Regions from separate parts of the Mus musculus genome. Here region 2 is linked to region 1. The links are chromatin loops, found by intact Hi-C in ENCODE. Cell type or tissue: heart. All regions are shown on one strand. Region 1 overlaps Pvt1 (Pvt1 oncogene). Region 2 overlaps Myc (myelocytomatosis oncogene).

Region 1 (2,500 bases):
TGATGCCTGCAACAGCATCAGCTGTCCACTCCTAGGCATCAAGCCCTTCCCACCACCCACCGTGCCAGCCCAGGACATAGAGGTCTGGCAGCCATTGAAAAGAAAAGCTCCTATCTCTGACTCCTCAGCCTCTGATAAGAAATGTCATCCCTTGCTGGGTAATATTACTCTGCTAGATAAGGATCTCTATCTCCTCCAACATATGGCTCACTACAGAACACAGGGTCTGCTGGAGCAGGATAATTTATGCGCTTAAGCTGCAAACCCTGGGCAGTTTGAGAAGTGCATCGAACAGAACAAGAGTCAAATTATAACCTCTTCTGACCTGGCCTTGGGATTCCTCCCTGAGAAATGACAGCAACCTCCTCTACTCTACACACAATAAGCACTTTCACCCTCCTGCTGTCTCTAAAGGGCATTTGCACCAGCGTTATCAAGGCTCATCCTCACCAGGACCTCCAAAGCCGCACTTAAGTCTTCTTTTGCAGATCAGGAAATTGAGATTCAACAAGGGTGAGTAACACAGCCAAGGTCACCCAGGCAGCCGTACCCAGAGCACAGACTCAAACCCCAACAGATCTGACTCACCAGCACACTGTCAGATGGGGAGGCTGATCCAAGCCTCTGGGTTGTCTCTGCTCCAACAACTAAATCAATTAAGTCAGATCTGCCCAGGCTTAACTGGCAATGTCAGCTCCACACTGTAATCTCAAAGGTCCATTTCGATCATTCACCGCTCCTGATTTCTCTGAAGCCTGGGAAGGATGAGGAAGCCTTGTTGAGTCAAGATACTCAAGGAGAGGAAGGGGGCAGGGATGGGACCAGAAGAGGGAGAGAGGAGAGTGGGACTTAGATACTGGCTTCATGCACTCAAGGAGTAGAAGGTAGAAAGAAATTGCGGGAAAATTCTCTCTTCTCTATTGATTCATTCATTCGTTCATTCATTTGTTCATTCATTCGTATCCCTGGACAATCCATTACATGTCCATTCTGGCTTGGCCCTGGTAATCTCACTGTATCTGTAAGCAGTGCTAGACTAGACTTCATGAAAGACTGACAGGTCAGCGAAGAGACAGAGATAACAGAACATGACAGGGGTACCGTGTCTGCAGTAGATTGAATGGCTGATGTGGGGGACCGTGGCTGTGTGTTAAGGAGGAGATGGAAGTGAACCTCACACTCTGCTATTTTATACCCTCCTTTAAAAAAGCCAAGTCATCATGGCTAAGATTGGTGCTATTCTTTAGAGTGATTATTTCAACCATGTTCTGCATTGCCTCCAAGATCCATTAGTAACTACAATTGAACAATTTTAATTGACAAATAAAAATTACACATATTTATGGTATATATAATTGGTATATGGTATATATAATATGGCATATTTTATATATATATGCACATTGTAGAAGTCTAAATTCAACTAATTAATATGTGCATAAGTCATATACTTTTCTTTCCAGCTGACTCTTTTAAATAGCTATATAGCATTTCATTTTATAAAGATGTCCCAATTCAATAACCACAGCTAATAAAACTGAAGAGAGAAGTTACCCAGCCCTTCGCTAGGCAATCTCTAGGAGCTACTTCAGCTCCTTAGGGTGGCCGTACCTAAGACATCTTTCAGATATCCTTCAGATACATGAAGGATACAAGATGCGGTTAATTAATAACAGACTCAAAACCATCCTGAGTTATCACATTTGTAGAATCTCTCTTTGGTCCACTTGAAAGTGAGGAAAGTAAGAAAGGAGAAATAAATTTAGTGTTGTGGGTGGGCCACTTATGGAAAAAAGGACTAAGATGGGTCAGGGTGGATGGCTGGTTCTAATTTCAGTCTCTTTTACTACTGTCATGTGACCTTGATGTCATTGGGGACCTCAGCTTATCCCACGGCAGAGTGGAATAGGAATGGACCTGTCAGACAACGTCCATATTTGAGATTAAGCTGTATGTTTGATAGTCACACTGAGGAGTTATGGAAGCTATTATCTAGGCCTCCTGCAACTGCAGAGAGTGAAGGAGACTCAGGTGCACTCTTCCATGAATTTTTACACAGGGGAAAAGAGATCAAGGAGCAGTCATGCCGGCTACATGAAAGTTTTCCTCAGGCCCACCGCACGGGTGTCAGCAAGGGGACCAGGTGGGGCCAGAGATAGGGCAGGAGCTCAGGGTGTGACAGAGGGCTGCCCAGAGAGGCATTCAGATAGGCTATGCTATCTGTGAACAATAGAACCGTTGTCCTGGACCCGAATCTGACAAGAGGGGATAAGACCCCCGGAAACACAAGCCCAGATAACTAGCCAGGGTGGCCTCTCAACACCATCCCCAGCCTGTCTGTTATTTCATTTATGCCATTCATTCATGCACCCTACAGTGTGTATCAAGCACATACCCAGAATTGTATTAGAAGGTGGAGATATGGTGATGAGTGAGACTCTTGGCCCCACTGTCAGGAAGCACAAAGATAAGAATGACTAGTAAGGACCCGTTAGCCTGA
Region 2 (2,500 bases), 230 kb after region 1:
CAAATGAAATTCCTGAGGGGTGGGAAGGGTGGGGGGTGGGGGTGACAACCAGGGCGGTCTGGGGGGGGGGGGGGGAGGGGAGGGAGGGATAGCTGAAGCACGGGAATCCAGGGATGAAGAGCTCTTAGACAGAAGGGAAAGAAAGGGGGAGCCCCGGAGGCCAATTGAATTAATGCCAATGAGTGGTGGAGAAGGAGGTCCATCCAACCTCTCGCTTCCTACCCTGCTGTGAATGGGGTAGCTTACCAGAGTCGCTGCTGGTGGTGGGCGGTGTCTCCTCATGCAGCACTAGGGGCTCAGGGCTGGCCCGTGGGGAGGACTCGGAGGACAGCAGCGAGTCCGAGGAAGGAGAGAAGGCCGTGGAATCGGACGAGGTACAGGATTTGGGCGAGCTGCTGTCGTTGAGCGGGTAGGGAAAGACCACTGAGGGGTCAATGCACTCGGACGCGGCGGCGGTGAGGTCCTGCAGGTACAGGCTGGAGGTGGAGCAGACGCTGTGCCCGCGGGCGGGGCTCAGGCTGGTGCTGTCTTTGCGCGCAGCCTGGTAGGAGGCCAGCTTCTCCGAGACCAGCTTGGCAGCGGCTGAGAAACCGCTCCACATACAGTCCTGGATGATGATGTTCTTGATGAAGGTCTCGTCGTCAGGATCGCAGATGAAGCTCTGGTTCACCATGTCTCCTCCAAGTAACTCGGTCATCATCTCCAGCTGATCGGCGGTGGAGAAGTTGCCACCGCCGCCGTCATCGTCTTCCCTTGGGGAGAAGGACGTAGCGACCGCAACATAGGATGGAGAGCAGAGCCCGGAGCGGCGGCTCGGGGACAGGGGCGGGGTGGGAAGCAGCTCGAATTTCTTCCAGATATCCTCACTGGGCGCGGGCGGCTGCAGCTCGCTCTGCTGTTGCTGGTGATAGAAATTCTCTTCCTCGTCGCAGATGAAATAGGGCTGTACGGAGTCGTAGTCGAGGTCATAGTTCCTGTTGGTGAAGTTCACGTTGAGGGGCATCGTCGTGGCTGTCTGCTGGAGGGGGCACAGCAAGGGAAGCAAGTCTAGAGTTATCCAGCTCTGGTTGGTGCGGAAACCTGGCGCAGCGCGTACCCCAATCCTGAACCACTCCCCTTTCAGCGTGCTGTACTTCCAAGTGTGTGTGTGTGTGTGTGTGTGTGTGTGTGTGTGTGTGTGTGTGTGGTTGGGGGGGAGGCATGCACTCTTTTACTCCCTACTATCAGTGACGCTCGTCGGACTAGCAGCTGCTCCGAGTCCCCGCCTCCTTCGAGCAGGGACTTAGCCCTGCAGACGCCCAGGAATCGCCATCGGCCTTGGCTTCAGAGGCTGAGGGAGGCGACTGTAGGGAATACAGTCTGCTAAGAGCCGAGGCGCAAAGTTTTGCGCCACCTGAAGGAGAAAGGCGAGAGGCGCCGCGTCGCTCGGCCCCCTCCCGTGTGCCGGCTCTCTGCGCCGCCGACCGGGTCCGAGTCCCTATTCGCGCCGTCGCCGCGCTCCTACCCAGCCGGCGCCGCCGCCCCTCTCCGCCCTCCTCTTTCTCCACCCCCAGCGCGCCCCCTTCCTTCCTTTGCCGGCTTTTCTTTCCGATTGCTGACTTGGAGGAGAGAGCTCAGTCTCCGGCTATCACAAGCCTCTCGAAATAAAAGGGGAGGGGGTGTCAAATAATAAGAGACACCTCCCTTCTACACTCTAAACCGCGACGCCACTGCACCAGAGACCCTGCAGCGATTCAGCACTGGGTGCAGGGCGTCTTCCCTCTCCCCGCCGAGGGTAGCAGCTGTTACGGAACCGCTCAGATCACGACTCACCGCAGTCTTCCTAGCAATTCAGGGGCGCGAGGGATACCCGCGGATCCCAAGTAGGAATGTGAGGATTCCCTCTGGTTTCCCCCAAGTCAACGAATCGGTCACATCCCTGTCCCAATTTTGCTTCTCCTCACTGCGCTAGCCCAACATCAAGTCCTAGTGCCGCGGGGGTCAGGCTTAAATTTTACTACGATCACTATTTTTAAAGCCAAAATAGCAACTTCTTAAAAGGCTCAGGGACGGGTTGCGATCGCCGCCGGGGATTGGCGGGCGGGACGCACCTCCGTGTCGGTCCCAGGCTGTCAGAAATGCACCAAGCTGAAATTTAAATGCCCTCTCAGAGACTGGTAAGTCAGAAGCTACGGAGCCTTCTCGCTCCCAAACGCAAAAGGTAATCCCTTCTCCAAAGACCTCAGGATTCCAAGGGCTTTCTTTGGCCACCACGAAGCGACCTCCCGGTTTGACCCCTCAAAGGACACATATCAATTAATGTAGCAAAGCAAGAATGTCCAACCGGCCGGGTCAGCGTCAGCCCATAGTAACCTCGGGAACCCCGCTTCAAAATGCATCCCGGTTTTTCCCTTCCCCTTTCCTCTGTCATCTTGACAAGTCGCTCTACCCCGACTCAGATCTACCCCAGCCTACCCCAACTACTCTTGAGAAAAGTGTCAAAAGCACAGGAATGGAAGAA

Evidence for each region. Peaks named below come from ENCODE experiments on the same cell type or tissue, not always from the same donor. Only the 100,000 strongest peaks of a DNase experiment are listed, where the experiment ranks them.
Region 2: a loop joins it to region 1, with 2.4 times the contacts of the local background. A loop is called at or near these places in 4 of 42 quality-filtered maps.

What each region holds. Positions count from the first base shown.
Region 1 is chr15:62,220,992-62,223,491 of GRCm38, reverse strand. The region is part of intron 2 of Pvt1 (Pvt1 oncogene); the gene reads right to left. Among named protein-coding and RNA genes, the nearest start is that of Pvt1, 180 kb to the right of the region's middle. In heart, no CTCF peak of the experiment used is centred here; no DNase peak of the experiment used is centred here; H3K27ac peaks cover 1,490 bases.
Region 2 is chr15:61,986,025-61,988,524 of GRCm38, reverse strand. Myc (myelocytomatosis oncogene) reads right to left here. Exons shown (of 3, transcript NM_001177352.1): 2 at 247-1,018. The coding sequence starts at 1,003. Among named protein-coding and RNA genes, the nearest start is that of Myc, 1.9 kb to the right of the region's middle. In heart, a CTCF peak has its summit at 1,417; DNase peaks (open chromatin) are centred at 404, 754, 1,304 and 2,354; H3K4me3 peaks cover 2,500 bases; H3K27ac peaks cover 2,336 bases.